2 separate regions of the Homo sapiens genome follow, and region 2 is linked to region 1. A link is an interaction called in ENCODE POLR2A ChIA-PET data of the cell type or tissue named here. Cell type or tissue: PC-3. All regions are shown on one strand. Links, peaks and the distances in the headings refer to the core of each region. The heading gives the core; the rest is flanking DNA. Region 1 overlaps ADGRE1 (adhesion G protein-coupled receptor E1). Region 2 holds the start of ZNF557 (zinc finger protein 557).

Region 1 (8,000 bases), core at 1-8,000:
ACCTAGTCTCGGGTATGTCTTTATTAGCAGCATGAAAACAGACTAATACAACTGTTCCCAGTGTCTCTGTTTCCTGGTTCTTCTTTGGGCAACTTAGCAACTTGGTCTATATTGTGTTAACAGCTCATCTTTCACATTTTTTTTTTTTTTTTGAGATAGATTCTCGCTCTGTTGCCCAGGCTGGAGTGCAGTGGTGCGATCTCGGTTCACTGCAAGCTCCGCCTTCCAGGTTCACGCCATTCTCCTGCCTCAGCCTCCCGAGTAGCTGGGACTACAGGCGCCCGCCACCACGCCTGGCTAATTTTTTTGTATTTTTAGTAGAGACGGGGTTTCACTAGAAACCAGGCTGGTCTTGAACTCCTTAGGTGATCTGCTCACCCCAGCCTTCCGAAGTGCTGGGATTACAGGCATGAGCCACTGCGCCTGGCCCCTTTGTAGGACTTTTTCAAAAGGGCTTTATTGAGATGGTTGGGAAAATTTTCTCAAGGAAGTGATGTTCCAGTGGACTTAAAGGATGGATGAATTGATGTTACCCAGGCAAAGGGGCAGGGTGGGATAGGGCATGTCTGGTGGCCAGAACGGTGGGTGCAAAGGTCCTGAGGTTGGAAAGAATTTGGAGGACCGAGCGAAGGTGAGTGTGACTGATGACACAGGGCAGGAGATGAGATGGGGAGGTGGACAGGTACCTAGTCCCACAAGACCGGGTTGTTACTCTGACCTTGGTGGGTTTCAGTTGTGAGGGAGAGGGCTAGTGGAAGAGAATGATGGGAAACTTACAGCATTAAGAGACCACAAGTGATAAAATGCCGGAAGTCTGCATAGAGAAATGTTGCCTCTACAGATGAAAGAGGAAGCTGGAAATGAGAAGAGAGATACCATCTGAGGCCTCATGCAGGGAAGGGAAATAAACAAGGCACATTATAGGAGCAAAGAACGTAGATCTCAAAACCAAATGTGTAACAAAAACAGGGTGAATAATGTCACAATCACGATAATCCATTCCTTCTGTTTTTATGATACTTTTTAGTTTTTCCATACTCCTAATTGATGTTGGCATTATCGTTGGTTCCTCTCTTTTCACTCCTCACATCCAATCCATCGGCAAATTTTGTTAGTGTTGCTTTAAAAAAATCCTGAATTGCATTCCCTTCATTGATTCCCTCTGGGTTGTATCTACTGACATCTTTCACCTGGACAAGTGCAGTCACCCCCTCCTTGGTCAGTTTATTTCTGATCTTCTATAGTTCGTCTTCCAACCAGTGGCCAGAAGGCTCATGTTAAAACCTTATGTTGTGTCCCTACTCTGCTCGAAATCCTCCCATGACTCCCATCTTTCTTTGATAAAAAACCCAACTCCACTATTCACAATAGTCAAGATATGGAATCCACCTCAGTGTCCGTCAACAGATGAATGGTTGAACTCAATGTGGTCTGCATACACAACGGATTGCTATTCGGCCATAAAAAGAATGACATTCCACAATTTGCAGCAACATGGATGAAACTGGAGGTCATTAAGTGAAACAAACCAGGCACAGAAAGACAAATGTCACATGTCCTGACTCATAGGTAGTTGCCCTACTGTGCTACTGAGCACTCGATCTCATTCCTTCCATCTAACTGTGGTTTTTGTACCAACCAGTCAATCCCTCTTTATCCCCCTTCCCCACTATCCTTTCCAGCCTCTGGTAATTGTCATTCTGCTCTCTACCTCCATTAGATAATGATGATGATGATTTTTAGCTCCCACGTAGGAACGAGAACATGCAATATTTGTCTTTCTGTGTCTGGTTTATTTCACTTAACATAATGTCCTCCAGTCCTCCAGTTCCATCCATGTTTCTGCAAAGGATGGGATTTCATTCTTTCTTTCTTTTTTTATTTTTTATTTTTTTGAGACGGAGTTTTGCTCTTGTTGCCCAGGCTGGAGTGCAATGGCGCAATCTTGGGTCACCACAACCTCCGCCTCCCCAGTTCAAGTGATTCTCCTGCCTCAGCCTCCTGAGTAGTTGGGATTACAGGCATGAACCACCATGCCTGGCTAATTTTTTTTTATTTTTAGTAGAGACGGGGGCTTCTTCATGTTGGTCAGGCTGGTCTCGAACTCCCGATCTCAGGTGATCTGCCCGCCTTGGCCTCCCAGTGTGCTGGGATTACAGGCGTGAGCCATCACGCCTGCCCGATTTCATTATTTCTTATGGCTGAATGATATTCTATTGAGTACATATACGACATCTTCCTCACCCATTCATCCACTGATAGACACTTAGGTTGATTCCATCTCTTGCATGTACTTTGGATTTTGAAAGGTCTGGCTCTGCTGCTCTCCAGCAGATGTGGTTGTGTGTCTTTGGGTAAGTCACTCAACCTCTCTGAGTCATGTTTTATTTTCACATATGGGTATTGGGAATGGTGCCCATTTCCTGTGGCTGCTGTAACAAATTGCCACAAACTTGGTCGCTTAAAACAAAAAAAACTTACCTATCATTCTGGAGGTCAGAAGTCTGAAATGGGTCCCACTGGGCTAAAATAGAGGCAATGGCAGGGCTGCGTTCCTTCTGGATGCTGTACGGAAGAACTATTTTCTTACTTTTTCCTGTATCTAGGGTCAACCATGTTTCTTGGCTCATGTCCCCTTCCCCCAACTTCAAAGCCAGCAGTGGCTGGCCAGCTCTTTCTTACATCACATCACTCTGACAATGCTTTTCTTGGTTTCAGCTTTCACTTATAAAGACTCTTGTGGTTACATTCATTGCCCCTGGATGATCCAAGATAATATGCCCATCTTGAGATCAGCATGATTAGCAACCTTAATTCCATCTGCAACCTTAATTCCTCCTTCGCCATGGACCATAACATATTCACAGGTTCCAGGGATTAGGACATGGTCCTCTTGGAAGGGTCTGTTATTCTGCCTGCCACAAGGATGACAGCAGCAAGTGAGCCTCTTTCCTAGCACCTGGGAGCCTGCTCCCACCTGTGGTCTTGTCCTTTTGAAGCTCACAGTGTGGTGGTGAAGGTGGCCATGAAGGAGCAACTCACTGAAACAATCAAGCAGTCACGGTTTTGATGAATTCCATAAAAGAAGAGCTCAGGGAGCTGTGGAGGAGTCAGGGAAGGCTTCCTGGAGGAAGTGATGCTAAAGCAAGATCTGAAAAATGAGTGGAAGCTGGCCAGGCAAAGCAGAGGCAGAGGGAACAGCATGTGCAAAGGCCCTGTGGTAGGAAGGCTAGAAATGGAGTGCAAAGAGAAACTGACATGATGAGGCTGAATGATGTGGTTGGGTCTGGTCACTGGGGGCTTTGCAGTTCATGTTGAGTAATTTGAGTTTTATTTCTAAGGAGAACAAAGAGCATTATAGGCAAGGGGTGGAGGTGGGAGATCAAATGTGCATTCAGAGATGACCATGGTGTGGAGTAGAAGATTGTGGAGGACAATGGGGTATATAGAAATGTTAAATTCAGAGGAAGATCTGGATCAGGCATAGCCAAGGTGGTGGGGTTAAATGGGTAATTGTCAAATTATATTTGGGAAGGGGGATCAACAGGGCTTGGAGGCTTATTAAATGTGGTGGCTAAACAGGCAACCTGAGGTACAGACACGTGAAATCACTTGTCCCAAGACTGGATTGGCTAGGATAGAGTGTTGATTGTTTCCATAGAAACAAAATAACTATGAATGAAACAATGCAGATGTTTATTTTTATCTGTCTCATAAATCTCCAACTTGAAGATGGAACAGCGTCGTGGAACAACCTTGCCTAGGAGGTCATTCCATCTCCCAGGTGCCTTTTGCCTTGTTGCCTCTCCAATCTTAGGCGTGAGCCTCATCCCCGTGGTTGGAAATGGATCACCCCAGTCTGTCCATCTTCCAGCCCATGTGAAAAGGGAGAAAAAGTGTGGAGTATGCTCTTTCTTTTCAAGGGCATGACCAGACAGTACACACATCACTTCTATTCATTCTCCTTGGCCAGATTTTCACCAGGTGGCCACAGCTAGCTGCAAGAGAAGCTGGGAATGCAGTCCTAAACTGGATGGTTCTATTATTATAAGGAAGAGGGTGGAATGGATTTGGGGGAACAGCCACCATTCTTGGCTTTGAGGTTTGCTGCTGGAACTTGAACTCAGATCTGCCTTGTCCCGAAATTTGCAGTTTTCACTCTCACACTTTTCTGTCTAGTGCTTGGATGTTCATGGTGTGATCCATGGAGCAACAGAATTGGCATCCTCCAGGCACTTGTTAGAAATGCAAAATCCCCGGCCCCCTTCCCCAGACCTGCTGAATTAGTACCTGATTTTCCAAGATGTTCTTGGAATCCAAGGGGAGGCAGGTGATACTGGTCTGTGGATACTTTGGGTAGCAAGGATCCAGATGAGTGCTTCTCAAACTTCCCTGTGCGCACACATCACCTGGGATCTTGTTCAAATGCAGATTCTGATTCAATGGATTTTGCATTTCCATCTAACTCCCAGGAGATGCTTATGTGGCTGACTCACAGACCCTACTCTGAGTAGAAAGGGTCTAGGATCTTTGAGGTACATGGTTAAATATGATTGGTTGCTGTATCCGTTTCCTAGGGCTGCTTAAAATGACAGAAATTTATTCTCTTCAAGTTCTGGAGTCCAGAAGTGTGAATTCAAGGTATTGGCAGGGCCAGTCTTTCTCCAAAGGCTATAGGGCAGAATCTGTTCCATGCCTTTTTTTAAGGCTTTTGTTATTGCTGGCAATCCTTGGTGTTCCTTGGCTTCTAGACATATCACTCTGATCCCGGTTTGCACTGTTGCATGGCACTGTCCCTGTGCATGTCTGTGTGTCTCTTCTCTTCTTATAAGGACACCTGTGGCCCACCCTACTCCAGCACTACTTCATCTTAACTTTTATCTTAATTGCATCTACAAAGACCCAGTTTCCAAATAAGATGAAATTCACAGGTACCAGGGTTTAGGACTGTAACGTATCTTTTGGGAGGAACACAATCCAACCCATAACAGTCACCTCCACCCTTGTATGCTGGGTTCCCTTGCAGCCTCACTCTAATGCTCTAATCTTGTCTAAACTTTTCTTTATACACTGCCTAGGTAATAACTGTAGAGACAGTACCTTGTGCCCAGCTTATGCCACCTGCACCAATACAGTGGACAGTTACTATTGCGCTTGCAAACAAGGCTTCCTGTCCAGCAATGGGCAAAATCACTTCAAGGATCCAGGAGTGCGATGCAAAGGTGAGTTCATGTCCCCTCAAACCATCCAGCATTTGGTAGGAAAATCAAGTCAAAGCTGGCTGGGTATTGAATGTAGGTACTCCCCCACCCCCCATTTTTTTTTAAATCTGGTTTAACTATATATTTTAAGTGGAGTATTAGGTCATTTCTGTTCAAGGTTAATATTGATATGTGGGGGTGTTGTTACTGTCACAGCATTGCTAGCTAGTGTTGCTAGCAAACATGATTTTCTTCCTTCCTTCCTTCCTTCCTTGCTACTTCCCCACCCTTCCTCTCTTTGATCATGTAAATAATTCCTGGTCACTGTAAAATTTCATGGATGGTTGAGTTTCCTCACAATATGGTGGCTGGATTCCAAGGATAAGCATCCCAAGAGAACAAGGTAGAACTACATGATATTTTTATGACCTAGTGTCACTTCCACCATAGTCACAAGTATGCTCAGATTCAAGATGGGGACATACCTTCCATTGCTTGACAGAAGAAGTACCAAAGTGAAGTGCATATGGGATGGGAGATATTGTTTTAACTTTTTTTTTTTTTTTTTTTGCAAAATACAGTCTTCTATCTAGTATAAGTAAATTTGTAACTCCAATTCTCTGTCTAGATATTGATGAATGTTCTCAAAGCCCCCAGCCCTGTGGTCCTAACTCATCCTGCAAAAACCTGTCAGGGAGGTACAAGTGCAGCTGTTTAGATGGTTTCTCTTCTCCCACTGGAAATGACTGGGTCCCAGGAAAGCCGGGCAATTTCTCCTGTACTGGTAATGCTCTCAGGTTCCCAGGGATGGGTCTTGGGTGGATATCTATCAGTGGGGTGAGTTCATGTATTTCTGAACTGAGGCACCCAATTTCTTATCTGCTCACCCTCTTCCACTGCTTCTCAGATATCAATGAGTGCCTCACCAGCAGCGTCTGCCCTGAGCATTCTGACTGTGTCAACTCCATGGGAAGCTACAGTTGCAGCTGTCAAGTTGGATTCATCTCTAGAAACTCCACCTGTGAAGGTATCCATGACCATCTCTTTATTATTTACCTACTTAATTAATTAAGGGTCATCTCACTGGAAGACCATATGAGAAAGGGATTTTCTCATGTAGGGATAAGAAAATTGGGGCTCAGAGAGGTAAAAATATATAGTTGCTTATATCTTTTTCTATCCCTTTACTTTGAGCCTGTGGGTGTCTTTACATGCTAGGTAGGTCTCTTGTAGCCAGCACATGGTTGGGTCTTTTTAAAAAATTTTTTATCTGGTTTAACAATCTATATCTTTTAAGTGGAGCATTAGGCCATTTCTATTCAAGGTTAATATTGATATTTGAGGGTTTTGTTCCTGTCACAGCATTGCTAGCTAGTATTGCTAGCAAACATGATTTCCTTCCTTCCTTCCTTCCTTCCTTCCTTCCTTCCTTCCTTCCTTCCTACTTCCCCACCCTTCCTCTCTCTGATCATGTAAATAATTCCTGGTCACTGTAAAATTTCATGGATGGTTGAGTTTCCTCACAATATGGTGGCTGGATTCCAAGGATAAGCATCCCAAGAGAACAAGGTGGAAGTACATGATATTTTTATGACCTAGTGTCACTTCCACCATAGTCACAAGTATGCTCAGATTCAAGATGGGGACGTACCTTCCATTGCTTGACAGAAGAAGTACCAAAGTGAAGCGCATATGGGATGGGAGATATTGTTTTAACTTTTTTTTTTGGCAAAATACAGTCTTCTATCTAGTATAAGTGAATTTGTAACTCCAATTCTCTGTCTAGATATTGATGAATGTTCTCAAAGCCCCCAGCCCTGTGGTCCTAATTCATCCTGCAAAAACATGTCAGGGAGGTACAAGTGCAGCTGTTTAGATGGTTTCTCTTCTCCCACTGGAAATGACTGGATCCCAGGAAAGCCGGGCAATTTCTCCTGTACTGGTGATGCCCTCAGGTTCCCAGGGATGGGTCTTGAGTGGATATCTATCAGTGGGGTGAGTTCATGTATTTCTGAACTGAGGCACCCAATTTCTTATCTGCTCACCCTCTTTCACTGCTTTGCAAATATCAGTGAGTCCCTCACCAGCAGCGTCTGCCCTGAGCATTCTGACTGTGTCAACTCCATGGGAAGCTACAATTGCAGCTGTCAAGTTGGATTCATCTCTAGAAACTCTATCTCTTTATTATTTACCTGCTTAATTAATTAAGGGTCATCTCACTGGAAGACCATATGAGAAAGGGATTTTCTCATGTAGGGATGAGAAAATTGGGGCTCAGAGAGGTAAAAATATATAGTTGCCTATATATTTTTCTATCCCTTTACTTTGGGCCTGTGGGTGTCTTTACATGTTAGGTAGGTCTCTTGTAGGCAGCACATGGTTTGGTCTTTTTTACAAAAATTTTTATCTGGTTTAACAATCTATATCTTTTAAGTGTAGCATTAGGCCATTTCTGTTCAAGGTTAATATTGATATTTGAGGGTTTTGTTCCTGTCACAGTGTTGCTCGCTACTTGCTTTGTGATCTCAGTTGTGTAATTGCTTTATAGGATCTGTGAACTATATGCAAATATTAAGTGGAAGAGCTGGGATTTGAACTCCTGCTGAGGACCTACTATAAGTCAAACAATGGTATCAGAATATAATGGGGTGCACTTGTCTCCAGACCGATATTTTCCCCAGGGGACATTGGCAACATCTGGAGATATTTTTGATTGTCTCAACCGGTGATGGTGGGGAGAGGTGCTGTGTATGGCATCTGATGGGAAGAGGTCAGAGATGCTGCTAAACATCCTATAAT
Region 2 (16,372 bases), core at 4,533-12,532, 170 kb after region 1:
AGTGCAGTGGCACGATCTTGGCTCGCCGCAACTCTGCCTTCTGGGTTCAAGCGAGTCTCCTGCCTCAGCCTCCTGAGTAGGTGGGATTACAGGCTCCCACCACCACGTCCAGCTAATTTTTGTATTTTGAGTAGAAACAGGGTTTTACCGTGTTGCCCAGGCTGGTCTTGAACTCCTGACCTCAAGTGATCCACCTGCCTTGGCCTCCCAAATTGCTGAGATTACAGGCATGAGCTACCGCGCCCGGCCTAAATGACCAGCAAAATTTGAGCAAATGTTTAACCCTTTTAGCTTCAGGGAAATGCTAAAAAAATAAAAATTACAATGAGATACTATTATACAGATATCTATACATTATATTATAATATATAATTATATTATAATATTATATAATATAATTATATATAAATTATATATAATATAATTATATAATATATAAATTATATATAATATATAATAGAATTATATAATATATAATTATATTCTATATAGAATATAATTATATATAATTATATTCTATATAGAATATAATTATATATAATTATATTCTATATACAATATAAAATATAATTATAATATATAATATAATTATAATACATAATATAATTATATATTATATACTTATAGATAATATATAATAATATAATTATATAATATATTATTATATAATTATATATATAATATAATTAATATATAATTATATATTATATAATTAAATATAATTATATTATAAATTATAATATAATTATATTATATATAATTATATATATAATTATATTATATATAATTATATATATAATTATATTAAATATAATTATATATTATAATATATTATATATAATTATATATATAATATATTATATATAATTATATATATAATATATTATATATTATAATATATTATATATAATTATATTATAGATTATAATCCATAATTATATATATTATAATATATATAATTATATGATATATTATAATATATTATATTATATATAATTATATATTATAAATAATATATTATATTATTTATAATATATAATATTATATTATAATATATAATTATATATATTATAATATATAATTATATATATTATAATATATTATATATAATTATATTATAGATTATAATTAAATATATTTAAATTATACATTATAATATAATTAAATATATTTAATTATATTATACATTATAATATAATTAAATATATTTAATTATATTATAATGTATAATACAATTATATAATATAAATTATATTATAATATATAATTATATATTTTACATTTCATATATAATACAATATATTACATATAATGATAGTTATATATAATACATTATATATAAATATAATTATATACAATAGAATATGTTATATATAATTATAATTATATATATTATAGATAATAAATATATTCATTATGTATATTATATTTTTTATATTATATATTTACTATTATTGGAATTATAATTTATTTTATGTAATTGTATATTATATATTATAATTATATATTATATGTATAATTACAATATATAATATATAAATTATATATTATATATGTAGATTACATGTTATATATAATATATGTAAATTATATATTATATTTATATATTATATGTAAATTATATTTTTTTCATATATTATAATATATGTAAATTGTATATTATATTTATATATTATAATATATGTGAATTGTATATATCTATATATTATAATATATGTAAATTGTATATTATATTTATATATTATAATATATGTAAATTATATATTATATGTGTAAATTATATATATTTATATGTATAAATTATATATTATATTTATATAGTATAATATGTGTAAATTATATATTATGCAAGTATATATAGCTTATATATAGTATAATTATACAATTCTATATAATGTAATTATATATTAAATATATGTAATTTATATAATATATAATGTGTATTTAATTTATATTATATAATTACATTATGTGTTTATATATATTATTATAGAGAGAGATAAACAAGAATCTCCATGTGCTCCCCAAACTGTCTCTGGGTTTCCATCTGTGGGATGCCTTTCCCAGTGTCCTAAGGATCTTGGAGAGCTCCCTTCTGTGGCTCTCTGCAGGGAGACAGACTATCCCTAAATACAACTGCCAGACACAGAACAAAACTGTTGCCGTCATGCCAGGTACCACGTCAGTATCTTCAACCAAGATTGGAGCTCTTCTGGGGTGCTACAGAAGCCCACGGGTAAGGAGTTTGGGAATTCTACAGAGAAATATTTGGGTCTCCCCTAATGCCACTCTCTTACATCTCATCGAATGGAAAGGTGGACACTGAGCTTACATATCCATGAGAGTTATAACAGAGTTATAAACAGACCTTAGGGAATTCCCTGTATCATGAAATGATCATGATGGTGATGATGCTGATGATTATTATTATTATTTTGGAAAGAAGGTCTCACTCTGTCAACCAGGTTGGAGTGCAGTGGTACAATCACGGCTCACTGATGTCTCGACCTCCTGGCTCAGGTGATCCTCCCGCCTCAGCCTCATAAGGAACTGGGACTACAGATGCATGCCACCACACCTAGCTAATTTTGTTGTTGTTGAGAAGGGGTCTCACAATGTTGCCCAGGCTGGAGTGCAGTGGCATGTGGTATGATCATGGCTCACTGTAGTCTTAACCTCCTGAGCTCAGGTGATCTTCCTGCCTCAGCCTCCCAAGGAACTGTGACTACAGGCGCATGCCACCACACCTGGCTAATTTTTGTATTTTGGGTTTTTTTGGTAGAGATGGGGTCTCACTATGTTGCCCAGCCTGGCCTCAAACTGTTGGCCCCAAGTGATCCTCCCGCCCTGGCCTCCCAAACTGCTGAGATTACATGTGTGTGCCCAGTCAACATTATTAACAATAGCAAGGATGGGAATAAAACAGAACGTGCAGTGGATGCTGTGAGTCTCGACCCAGAGTCCTGTCCATGGCCAATGCCTCCATCCCCCAGCTGCTGAGAATACTGACTGCTGACAGTTCATAGCTGTGTGCCTTACTGGAAACATCAGGATTACAGGACGCCAGGAATTCCGCAACACAGAGAAGTACCCCATCCTAGAATATGACTTTCTCAGGGGCATCCAGAGACCAGGCTCACACCTATAATCCCAGCAATTTGGGAGGCCAAGGCGGGCAGATCACCTGAAGTCGGGAGTTTGAGACCAGCCTGACCAACATAGAGAAATCCCGTCTCTACTAAAAATACAAAATTAGCGGGCGTGGTGGTGCAGGCCTGTAATCCCAGCTACTTGGGAGGCTGAGGCAGGAGAATCGCTTGAACCCGGAAGGCGGAGGTTGTGGTGAGCTGAGACGGCGCCATTACAAACAAACAAAAAACCAAAACAAAACAAAAAAACCAGAGACCAATGACTGTCAGATGCTAGAGATACAAAGAGAAAATTTACTAAAGAATTTACTTCTGCCTTTCACACCAAAAGAGAGAAATCTCTGGTTTCCAACACTTCCTCAAGACAGTGAACCCTTTCCAATACACAGAAGACTTTTACTTTAGTAAATTCTGGATTGACCTTTTTTTTTTTTTTCCTACTTGCTGGATCGCAAGGTGGAAGAATTGTGGAGCTTGCCCATCAAATTCTGCCACTGCACTCCAGCCTGGGTGACAGAGGAGACTTGGTCTCAAAAATAAAAATAAATAATAAATGTATACATTTTGATGGGTTTGGACATATGCACACACTTATGGTGCCACCACCACAATCGAGGTACTAAATATATTCATTCATGTCATGCCCTTTTCAAAGTACAAGGACCAGGTCAGGAGCAGTGGTGGCTCATGCCTGTAATCCCAGCACTTTGGGAGGCCAAGGCAGGAAGATTGCTTGAGGCCAGGAGTTCAAAACCAGCCTAGGCAAAATAGCAAGAGCCTGTCTCCATAAAAAAGAAAAGAAAAAGAAAAAAATGAAAAATTAGCTGGGCATGGTGGCATACACCTGTAATCTCACCTACTCAGGAGGTCGAGGTGAGCAGATCACTTGAGGCTAGGAGTTCAAGACCAGCTGGATAACATAGCAAGACCCTATGTCTACAAAAATGTTTTAAATTAGCCAGATGTGGTGGTGTGCACCTGTAGTCCTAGCTCTTCAGGAGGCTGAGGCAGAAGGATCACTTGAGCCCAGAAATTCGAGGCTACAGTGAGCCATGATGGAGCCACTGCACTCCAGCCTGAGCAGCAGAGTGAGAGATCCTGTCTCAAAAATATATATATTATTACTGTTAGTAAAATTAGAAATTAGATGGTAAATTAAACTTTCTAACATTAATTTTTATAGGTTATAAATTTTTATAGGTATGCATCCATCTCTGTCTAGATATTAAATCTGATTTATTCGGCTGGGTCCACTGGCTCACGCCTGTAATCCCAGCACTTTGGGAGGCCGACGCAGGTGGATCACCTGAGGTCAGAAGTTCAAGACCAACCTGAGCAACATGGTAAAACCCTGCCTCTTTTTAAAAAATTAAAAAAAAAAAAAGACTACATAATATGACTATGTGTTAGTAGATGAGTGATTAAATAAATTTTGGTACAGCAATTAATTGGAATATCATACCACTTATTTAAGACTTGGCTAAACACTCATATCTACCTGGAAAAAAGTCCATGGTCTGTTAATTTTTTAAAGTAATCTCCAGAATAATTAGTATATAGTATTATAGTATTTTTAAAAACTATTTTAAAACTCTCAATATAGGAATATATATTGTGATAAAATGCTTTTTCTAGTATTTATGTAGTAAATTATATTATTACATGTCTTAAGTTTAATTTTTTGTAGAGCAAGGACTATAGTAATGGTCACCTCAAAGTCAAATTAGAGAAGGGAAAGGGAGTTTTATCTTATTTTTTACTTTAATTTTTTTTTTTGAGATGGAGTTTCACTCTTGTTGCCCAGTCTGGAGTGCAATGGCGTGATCTCGGCTCACTGCAACCTCTGCCTCCCAGGTTCAAGCAATTCTCCTGCCTGAGCCTCCCGAGTAGCTGAGATTACAGGCACCACACCCGGCTAATTTGTTTTGTAATTTTAGTAGAGACAGGGTTTCATCATGTTGGCCAGGCTGGTTTCGAGCTCCTGACCTCAAGTGATCCACCCACCTCTGCCTCCCAAAGTGCTGTGATTACAGGCATGAGCCACCACACCCGGGAAAGGGAGTTTTGAATTGTGTTTTACATACTCCATATTTGTGAGAATGAGCATATATTATTTTATTAATTTTAAAAATCTAATTAAAAACTTTTAAATAAAACAACATTAAGAACTATGAAATGTAGGGGCCAACCCCACAGGGTCAGTGGGTTTTTCTCCCTGTGTGTGGAGACAAGAGATTGTAGAAATAAAGACAAAGAGATAAAAGAAAAGACAGCTGGGACTGGGGGACCACTACCACCAAGATGCAGAGACTGGTAGAGGCCCTGAATGCCAGGCTGTGCTGATATTTATTGGATATAAGAAAAAGGAGCAGGGTAAGGAGTGTGAGCCATCTCCAATGATAGGTAAGGTCACGTGGGTCACGTGTCCACTGGACAGGGGGCCCTTCCCTGCCTGGCAGCCGAGGCAGAGAGAGAGAGGGAGAGAGAGAGACAGTTTACGCCATTATTTCTGCATATCGGAGACTTTTAGTACTTTCACTAATTTTGCCACTGCTATCTAGAAGGCAGAGCCAGGTGTACAGGATGGAACATGAAAGAGGACCAGGAGTGTGACCACTGAAGCACAGCATCACAGGGAGACCGTTAGGCCTCCAGATAACTGCAGGCGAGCCTGATTGATGTCAGGCCCTCCACAAGAGGTGGAGGAGTAGAGTCTTCTCTAAACTCCCCTGGGGAAAGGGAGACTCCCTTGCCCCGTCTGCTAAGTAGCGGGTGTTCTTCCTTGATACTGACACTACCGCTAGACCAAGGTCCGCTTGGCAACAGGCGTCTTCCCAGCCGCTGGCGTTACCGCTAGACCAAGGAGGCCTCTAGTGGCCCTGTCCGGGTATAACAGAAGGCTCGCACTCGTCTTCTGGTCACTTCTTACTATGTCCCCTCAGCTCCTATCTCTGTATGGCCTGGTTTTTCCTAGGTTATGATTGTAGAGTTAGGATTATTATAATATTGGAATAAAGAGTAATTGCTACAAACTAATGATTAATGCTATTCACATATAATCATATCTATGATCTGTATCTAGTATAACTATTCTTATTTTATATATTTTATTATACTGGAACAGCTCATGCCCTCGGTCTCTTGCCTCGGCACCTGGATGGCTTGTTGCCCACAATGAAATATGAAAAATTTAGCACACAGATCACCATATGTTTCCTCATCTATAAATAGTGATAGATAGTAACACCTTCCTTATAGGTCTCTGTGAAAATATTTAGGGATAATGTATGTAAAACTGTTTATTACCAGGCAGGTTGGAAAGTAATGTCCCATTCATTTGTCCACTAGGATGGCCATAGGGTTTTTGGTTTTTTTTCCTTTTAATTCTTGAATTCCAGAGTCTTCAAATACATTCCATTGTTGTAAAGTGAATCATATTCACATTTTTTCCCTAGAGTTTAGCGATTCCTTTTGCATACAAATTCAGGCTGTATGTGTTCACACATAGATCTCAAATAACATCTTAATTTTCACAACGAAAAGCTCCCTTCCTCACCCTGTAGCCTGGCTCCTAGAAGCAACTTTTTTTTTTTTCTGATAGTAATTACATATTTGTAAGTTAGGTATTTATACTGCTTTTTCATTTATCAGCTTTAAACTATATTGAATTACTTTCTTCTCCGAAACAATTAGCACATAACTCTTACGTACTGTAAAACTAATTTTCCTCACCAAACATAATCATTTAAGGAATCTGGATAAATCAAAATTCAATGTTTATCATTTTATGACATCAATATTTACCATTTGTAGCATCTAAACCTTAGCCAGACATGTAACAAGTAGTATGTCATTAATAATTTTTTCTCATTTTTTCTTTTGATCTCTTAAATTTTAAAATTTCCTTTTTTATTTCTTCCTATGAATCCAACACCTATTTTCTCCACCAGAAATGTAGTTCTCTTTTCAGTAGATCCAGATGTGCACTAGACAATTAATCAGCTTTGGCTTTCACTTGGAGACATCCCTCCCTAGTCCTCCCTCCCCTCGTCCCCCTCTGGATGGGAGAAATATGCATACATGATCCCATTTTTGAAAGAAATTAGGAAGCTCAAAATCACACAAAAAGGCTGGGTGTGGTGTGGCTCACACCTGTAATCTCAGCACTTTGGGAGGCCGAAGTGGGGTATGACTTGAGGCCATGAGTTCTAGACCATCCTGGGCAACACAGACCTCCTCTCTACAAACAAATACAAAAATAGTCAGGCTTGGTAGTGTGGGAGGCCCGGGTGGAAGGATGGCTTGAGCTCAGGAGGTCGAGGCTGCAGTGAGCTATGATTGCACCACTGCACTCCAGCCTGGGCCACAGAGTGAGACCCTGTCTCAAAACAAACAAACGAAAAGCCACACACACACACACACACACACACGCCCTAAATGTGTGGCTATATCATTTTAACAGGCGGTGAATGTGGAGAAATGACTGAAGAAAACTTTAAAGAGTTCATTTTGCATCCTGCTACCTGAACAGTTTTAAAATCCACAAAAAGCCCTACACCCAAAAACTGACCTCCACCAAGTCTTGTCCTCTCAGCCTACTAGCTCAACCCCATTCCATGCCCCACCACTGCCTTATCTTGTCCACATACTCGCCCACCAAACCTGGTATTAACCCACAGCAAGATCCGCCCATCAAACCTAATGCCCGCCCACAACCTCGCCCCGGAACTTAGTCTCTGTCCTGACAGCCCCGCCCCCATGCCTGGTACCGCCCACGGTCCCGCCCCAGAACTTCTCCCCACCCCCGGAGCTGATCTCCACCCACACTCAGCCCTGCCTCCAGGCCTGGTACCGCCCACAGCCCCGCTCCAGAGTTGGTCCCCGCCCCCGGAACTGGTCCCCGTCAACACTCAGGCCCGCCTCCAGGCCTGGTACCGCCCACAGCCCCGCTCAAGAGCTAGTTCCGCCCCCAACCCTGCCACAGACCCGCGCCAGGACGACCCTGCCTCCGCGGCTGTCCCTAGCCAGGGCCCAACCTGGTTCTATTAATAACTAAGCAAACTAGAACACCTCAGCCGGAGGCTGGGGTGCGCGGCTGCTGCACCTGCAGCCTGAACCCGGGGGTCCTGACACGCCGCATTTTGGGCTGGGACCAGCTGGAGCCGGAAGCGGAGGTGCAGTGTGGCTAGCCGGAGACCGGAAGCGGAAGCGCGCTTGTGTCTTGTGAGAAGAGCCGCGCTTGCAGCGTCTGGGAGAATCTTTCGGTCTCCGCGAGAGGTGCTTCATTCCGTGAGTCCGAGTCCAGAGAGGGGCCCCAGCCGCGGGCCTGCGTCCCTCCCGGGAGCCGGGTTTCCGCCCCTGAGGCCTCGGGCTGTGCGCTCAGTTAAGCCCGAAGCTGCTGTTTCCTCCGGTGTCCGGGCCCCGCGCCCCTGTCATCCTCACTCTGTCGTCCTCACCCTGTCGCCCTCACCCGGGGCGATTCTGCGCCCCAGGGGACTTTTGGCTATAGTTGGAGACGGTTTGGGATGTCACAAAATGGAGGGTAGGAGGGACTGTGCTACTACTGTAATCTAGAGGGTGGAGGCCAGGGATGCTAGCAGCTCAGCATCCTGCAGCGCGTAAAGCAGCCGCCGCCAGCAAAGACTCATCCAGCCCCAAATGTCATTAGTGCCCAGGTTGGGAAACCCTGCTGGAGGGCATTAAAATCTCTGCAGTCCTGAATACACTGTAGAAATTATTTAGAATTCAGCCGAGTCCACTTATAAGGCCTAAAGTGACGAATTTAAAGCATCTGGAGTCACCATACAATCTCCAGCCAAATGAGTTAAGCAAGTCAGATGAAAACAGCTTTAAGCTTCTTGTCCCATTTTAGGGACCAGATGGCTGGATAGGAATCTGGTGAATTCAGGCACAGCCAGTAGCCTGGGTTCTTATTCTTTAAATCAATTTTTTTTAAGTGAATGGGGTGGTCTTTCTATGCAACAACTGTATTAGTCTCAGTAAATACATTTTACTATACGTACATATTACTCCCTACAAAAGGCCTCATAAGCGATTTTTGTGCCCTTTTTATTTAGACGAAAAAAGTATAATTCAAGCTCAGATTTGTGTTGAAACCAGCCTCAAGTTTCACCTATCCTCACTGATCCGTGGACTTCTGTATGATCAGGTAGGTACCGTGTAGAACCTGCAAGTTGCAAGACTCCACTGTGTAGAAAACCTGTGAATGGATTTTTCCTGTGTTCAGGTTGTAAACACAAGGACTCACTAACAGTGAGGGTATTTTTTTTTTTTTTTTTGAGACAGAGTCTCACTCCGTTGCCCAGCCTGGAGTGCAGTGGTGCGATCTCAGCTCATTGCAACATCTGCCTCCCAGGTTCAAGCAGTTCTCCTGCCTCAGCCTCCCAAGTAGCTGGAATGACAAGGGTGCACCACCACGCCCAGCTAATTTTTGTATTTTTAGTAAAGATGGGGTGTTGCCATGTTGGCCAGGCTGGTCTCGAACTCCTGACTTCAGGTGATCCACCCACCTCGGCCTCCTAAAGTGCTGGGATTACAGGTGTGAGCCACGAGTGAGGGTATCTTAAAAATTATTTGTTTGATGCCTTATATTCAAGAGAAGGATACTAAGGGGTGTGTGATAATGTGTGTCAAAATAAGTCAGTAAATACAGCTATATGCAAATCAGTACACAAAACATGTAAACACTATTTAAAAGTTTTTTTTTCAACCTTCCAAGACATCTCAATTTTTCTTTTATTTTTTTCTTTTCCTAACAGGCCTGCCAGCCTGTAGACTTATGCTGTATAATAAGGTAGCTGCTGGTCCATGCGGTTGTTTTAATTTAAATGTAGACCAATTAAGATTCCATAAAATTTTAAATTCAGCTTCTCAGTCGCACTAACCACATTTCAAGTGCTTGACAGCGACATGTGGTTAATGCCCCTATTGAACAGCAAAGATTAAGATCATTTCCATCATCCCAGAAAGCCCTGCTGGGCGGCATTGTTCTAGTCTCTTCCCATCTGTCCATTGCAATGAAGCCAGAACGGCTATTGTAAAAGATAATTTGTGGCCAGGAGCAGTGGCTCAAGCCTGTCTGTAATCCCAGAACTTTGGGAGGCCGAGGTAGGTGGATCACCTGAGGTCAGGAGTTCAAGACCAGCCTGGCCAACAGGGTGAAACCCCGTCTGTACTAAAAATATATAAATTAGCTGGGTGTGGTGACTCTCTTGAGCCTGGGAGGCGGAGACTGCAGTGAGCCAAGATGGCACCGCTGCACTTCAGCCTGGGCAACAGAGCAAGACTGCATCTCAAAAAAAAAAAAAAAAAAAAAAAAAGCTGGGCATGGTGGCTCACGCCTGTAATCCCAGCACTTCGGGAGGCCAAGGCAGGCAGATCACGAGGTCAGGAGATCGAGACCATCCTGGCTAACGTGGTGAAACCCCGTCTGTACTAAAAATACAAAAAAAAAAAAAAAGATTACCCGGGCGTGGTGGCAGGCGCCTGTAGTCCCAGCTACTCGGGAGGCTGAGGCAAGGGAATGGCATAAACCCGGGAGGTGGAGCTTGCAGTGAGCCGAGATCATGCCAGTGCACTCCAGCCTGGGTGACAGAGCGAGACTCCGTCTCAAAAAAAAAAAAAAAAAAAAAAATACAGCCAGGCACAGTGGCTCACACCTGTAATCCCACCACTTTGGGAGGCTGAGGTGGGCAGATCGCCTGAGGTCAGGAGTTCGAGACCAGCCTGGCCAACATGGCAAAACACTGTCTCTACTAAAAATACAAAAATTAGCTGGGCATGGTGGTGGGCACCTATGATCCCAGCTACTCGGGAGGCTGAGGCAGACAGAATTGCTTGAACCCAGGAGGCGGAGGTTGCAGTGAGCCGAGATCTCACCATTGTACTCCAGCCTGGGTGACAGAGCAAGACTGTCTCAAAATAAATACATAAAGATAAATTTGCTTTAGTCACTCGCCTGCCTGAAAAGCCTTTGCTGGCTCTCCACTGCCTCTCATGTTCAAACTCCTCACCACTCTTTATAATACCTTTCAAAATACAACCTTTCCCGTGCACTCTGGCCCCTTATTTGTCCACATGCTCCAAACTGTGAACTTGGCTTCCTAAGCAGCTTGCTTTCCTGCCTCTGCACGTGCACTTTCCACTGAGCAAGACCCTACCTCGACTCTCAAGACTCAATTCAAATGTTCTTAGTGTTTTTCCTTCCAAGGCTTCCCAGTCCCCTTCTTCCCAGATCCTGGGTTGGATGCCATGTGCCCCTCTGCCATATCACATATCACTCTGAAATGCAGCAGCAGGTCTGTGTGTGTGTCCTGCTCCCAGAAAGCCAGTTCTTAGATGACAGGGATCTTCCTCCCCTCCATCTCCAGCACCCAGCTGGGGGCAGGTATCAATAAAACGTGAATGAGGGGTCAACGTCGGGACCCTAGGGCTGCAGAAGGGATTTGAGAGGAATAACTGGGTGAGGAAATGCTATGCCTGGTTTGGACTTGGGAGGGAAGAGGGGGCGACCCACCAGGGGCTCACCTGTGCAGAGTTCTCTTCTCTACCGTTTGTGCAACACAGCTGCTGGAAGAGCCCACTCACAAACAAGTATAAATACATGGAACTGTAGAGAAATAATACAGATATTTGTTTTTTTGGTTTTTTTTGTTTTTTTTTTTTTGAGATGGAGTCTTACTCTCACCCAGGCTAGAGTGCAGTGGCATGATCTGGTCTCACTGCAACCTCTGCCTCCTGGGTTCAAGCGATTCTCCTGCCTCATCCTCCCAAGTAGCTGGGATTACAGGCACCCACCACCATGCCCAGCTAATTTTTTAAATATATTTTTAGTAGAGACAAGGTTTCACCAACTTGGCCAGGCTGTTCTTGAACTGCTGACCTCAGGTGATCCGCCCACCTCGGCCTCCCAAAGTGCTGGGATTGCAGGCGTGAGCCACTGTGCCTGGCTATAATACAGATTTTCTTGCATGTCATAATACTAAAACTTTCAGGCTTTTACATATAAGTACAAATATATAAACTTTTCACATGTATATGTGAATTTTGGGGGTTCTGTTAACACCACAGAGACCAGATGTCAGAGACACTTGGCAGCTATATTAACTGGAGGGTGGGGGCTGTGAGGCTGCAGGCAGGAATGGGAAAGAGCCTCCCATCTCTGCTTGGCTCCAAGTACCAGCGAACAACTGGCCTGTGGGGAATGGCTCTCCATTCAGTCCTCTCCCAATCCTTCTCTCCCCGGAGATTGGGGGTATGGGGGTCACCCAGGATAAATTCCCTGGGCAAGAGATCTAGAAGGAAGCCAGGGCCTGAATGCTACATCTCAATACAAATTCCTAGAGAGACTGAGTGGCCCTGCCTTCCATGAATAGCCAGCACCGTCCACCCTCTACAGCTCTGTTTTGTCTACCTGGCCCAAACTCTTACAAGTCTCTAACTGCAGACAGCGCCTGCCCCCGCCCCCACCAACCCCTCCCACACACACCCTTGACCACTTTTTTTTTTTTTTTCCAAATGGAGTGTTGCTCTGTTGCCCAGGCTGGAGTGCAATGGTGCAATCCCGGCTCACTACAAGCTCTGCCTCCCAGGTTCACGCCATTCTCCTGCCTCAGCCTCCCAAATAGCTGGGATTCCAGGTGTGTGCCATCACGCCCAGCTAATTTTTTATTTTTATTTTTTTAGTAGAGATGGGGTTTCACCATGTTAGCCAGGATCGTCTCGATCTCCTGACCTCGTGATCCGCCCGCCTCGGCCTCCCAAAGTGCTGGGATTATAGACAGGAGCCACCGCGCCTGGCCAGCCGCTTTCATCTTTGTGTGTATATACACACACACACACACACACACACACAGCCCTTCTTTTCTCATAAAAAAGGAAACATTCCATATATGCTATTTGGTACTTTTTTTTCCCCTTAAATTTACTGACGATAATAACCTCTATTGATATCTAGAGATCTTCTCTCTTTTTTTTTTAATGGGTGCACTGTAATGCCACAGTGAATAATCTTACACAACTTTTACATTTGTGTATCTTACAGATCGATTCTTAGAAGTTGCAGGAACCTAGGGTCTCTGATAGAAAATGGCTGGAGCTCTGCTGGGCTGGCATGAGAGTGGGGAGTGGGGAGGAGGAAATCAACTGAAATGAGGGGTAGTGACATCTGAGCTGGGTGAGGTGGAAACCAGGAGGAGGGGGTGGTCAAGGCAGATCACAGGCTGGAGAGGGGGTGACCGAGGCAGGGCACGGGCTGGAGGGGGGTGACCGAGGCAGGGCACGGACTGGAGGGGGGGTGTGACCGAGGCAGGGCACGGGCTGGAGAGGGGGTGACCGAGGCAGGGCACGGGCAGGAGGGGGGGTGACCGAGGCAGGGCACGGGCAGGAGACGGGGTGACCGAGGCAGGGCACGGGCAGGAGACGGGGTGACCGACGCAGGGCACGGGCTGGAGGGGGTGACCGAGGCAGAGTGTTCCCCCCATTTCTTCCAGGGTGCTGTCCTGAGAGCGCTGCGGGATAAAGGAGGAGCGTCCTGCTTCCCGGCTGCCCTGTTGCTGTCGGAGTCACAGGATGGCGGCTGTCGTCCTGCCCCCAACTGCCGGTGAGTCATGGGGTCCTGGCAGTTCTCAGAGTCCAGGCTTGAAAGGTCCTGACCCACAGCATGGGATGGGAGGGGGTTGGGCAGAGCAGGTGAGGCAGGAGTGGAGCCCCAGGGGCCCAGAGGTCCTCCGTGTCTGATCGGGCGGCTCTTGGGACTTGGGACTTAGGCATTTGGGTGTCTGTGGATGTCACCTGTGTGGTGAATGTGCTGGAGCTTTTGAATTCTCCCTTCAGTTCTTTCTGTGAACCTGATAAAAACACAGTGACGCCCTCGGAACTTCAGTTTCCTCATCTGTGAAGTGGGAATAATCCCTTCCCCAAGTGCAGTCAGACCTTAAGCCCTGTTTCCTGGCGTGGATGCGGCAGGGCCATGCTCTGGTTTCCTTGGATTGCTGTGGGTTGGTGTTTGCTTGGAGTAGAGGTGGATGCTTTGTGGGTGACTGTGTATGCATGGGGACCTGGTCGATCGCAGGCAGGTGGGGAAGCCTCCAGATGTGTGAGTGGACACAGGGCAGGTGTGGATTCCTGGTACTCATTTCTCCTCCTCCAGCTCTGTCTTCCCTGTTCCCAGCCTCTCAGCGAGAAGGACACACAGAGGGCGGAGAGCTGGTTAATGAGCTCCTGAAAAGCTGGCTAAAGGTGAGTCGGATGTTCCTTTTTCCAAATCATGATTCCTTCAGCCAGAAGGTTGGACTTGATGCCTTTCAGTGGCCTGGAGCCCCACGGCCAAACTTGTTCCTCAGGCATCCCAGGGTCTCTGAGTGAGGGCTGCCCAGAAAATGTCAGTGTGTGTCAACGTTTACTGCAGGTTCAGAGCTCCCTCCAGAGTCCCTGAGTACATCATGTGCTCCTGAGAGTTTTAAGGGAAAGCCAAGTAAAGACGTGATGATGTTCTAAACCCAAGCAATTAATAAAGGCCATACGGAAATCATTCATTCACTTACCAAGTATTTCTCTGATTTCTGCCATGTCACGGGCCCATGATCCCCTGGAGACTGAGGGAAATAAGATCATAGGAGCTCCCAGTTTGAGTGAGAAAAGACAGCTGCTCTGCGGTACTGTGCGCTGGACCTGGGAGTAGCCTAAGGAGACAAGCATTGAGGGCTGAGCTCAGAAGCCAGGGAGAAGAGCTCAGAACCTCAGGAGAGGAGCTCAGAATCCCCCCACATCTCGTGCTCAGGTTTCCCCAGCCCTGGCTCTGTTCTCCTGGCCCCTCTTCCTGTGCACATTGGTGGGGGTGGTCCTTGGCTAAGCCGTGATGTTTGCAATGCTTTAGGGCTTGGTGACCTTTGAGGATGTGGCCGTGGAGTTCACCCAGGAGGAGTGGGCATTGCTGGACCCTGCCCAAAGGACACTGTACAGGGACGTGATGCTGGAGAACTGCAGGAACCTGGCCTCACTGGGTAAGCCTAATGTCATTCCTGCATTTATTTAATGACTCAGGAAGTCAGTCTTTTTTTTCTTTTTTTAAATTGAGGTAACACAGGACACAAAAGTCACCATTTAAACTATTTTAAAGTGTCCAATTTGGTGGCTTTTCGTAGGTTCACAGTGTAGTACAGCCATCACCACTAATTCCAGAACATAGTTGTCACACCAAAAATAAGCCCCATAGTCATGAAATGGTCTCTCCCCAGTTCTCCCTCCTGAACATCTTGGCAGGCACTAATCTTTCCGTCTCTATAGATGTGTCTCTTCTTTTTGAGGGGGTTGTTTTTAGACAGTGTCTCCCTCCGTCACCCAGGCTATAGTGCAGTGGCGTGATCCTGAGTAGCTGGGACCACAGGTGCGGACCACCACGCCCAGCTAATTTGTTTATTTTTTGTAGAGACAGGGTCTTGCTATGTTGCCCTGGCTGGTCTCAAACTCTTGGGCTCAGGTGATCCTCCTGCCTTAGCTTCCCAAAGTGCTGGGATTACAGATGTGAGCTACCATTCCTGGCCCAATTCTTGACATTTTATATAAATGAAATCATACAAAATGTGGTCTTTTGTGTCTCACTTTTTGCTTAGCATAATGTTTTCTTTCTTTTTTTTTTTTTTTTTTTTTGAGATGGAGTTTCACTCTGTTACCCAGGCTGGAGTGCAGTGGTGTGATCTCAGCTTACTGCAGCCTCCACCTTCCAGGTTCAATCTGTTCTCCTGCCTCAGCCTCCTCAACAGCTGGGACTAAAGGCATGCGCCACCACACTCAGCAAATTTTTGTGTTTTTAATAGAGATGGGGTTTCACCATGTTGGCCAGGCTGGTCTTGAACTCCTGGCCTCAAGTGATCCACCCACCTCAGCCTCCCAAATTGCTGGGATTACAGGGATGAGCCACCACGCCTGGCCGATGTTTTCAAAGTACAGCTGTGTTGTAGCACATAGCAGAACTTCATTCTTTTTATGGTTGAATATTATTCCGTTATGTGTATATACCACTTTTTATATATCATTTCATCAGCTGATGGAAATTTAGCCTGTTCTCATCTTTTGGCTATTGTGGGTAGTGCTGCTATGATCATTCATATACAAGATTTTGCTTGAGCACCTGTTTTCTCTTGGGTATATACCTAGGAGTGGAACTTCTGTGTCCTGTGGTAATTCTGTGTTTAATGTGTTGA

The links. ChIA-PET counts read pairs that join two places held together with the same protein. Peaks named below come from ENCODE experiments on the same cell type or tissue, not always from the same donor. Only the 100,000 strongest peaks of a DNase experiment are listed, where the experiment ranks them.
Region 2: POLR2A ChIA-PET joins it to region 1 with 11 read pairs; 6 of 35 experiments call an interaction of 5 or more read pairs at or near these places.

What each region holds. Positions count from the first base shown.
Region 1 is chr19:6,891,320-6,899,319 of GRCh38, forward strand. ADGRE1 (adhesion G protein-coupled receptor E1) reads left to right here. Exons shown (of 21, transcript NM_001974.5): 3 at 5,079-5,222; 4 at 5,830-5,985; 5 at 6,109-6,228. Among named protein-coding and RNA genes, the nearest start is that of ADGRE1, 7.7 kb to the left of the region's middle. In PC-3, for the core only: no CTCF peak of the experiment used is centred there; no DNase peak of the experiment used is centred there; H3K27me3 peaks cover 3,997 bases.
Region 2 is chr19:7,061,336-7,077,707 of GRCh38, forward strand. ZNF557 (zinc finger protein 557) reads left to right here and starts at 8,368. Exons shown (of 8, transcript NM_024341.3): 1 at 8,368-8,438; 2 at 9,227-9,318; 3 at 13,661-13,770; 4 at 14,320-14,408; 5 at 15,046-15,172. The coding sequence starts at 13,740. In PC-3, for the core only: no CTCF peak of the experiment used is centred there; DNase peaks (open chromatin) are centred at 8,006 and 8,336; H3K4me3 peaks cover 1,944 bases; H3K27ac peaks cover 676 bases.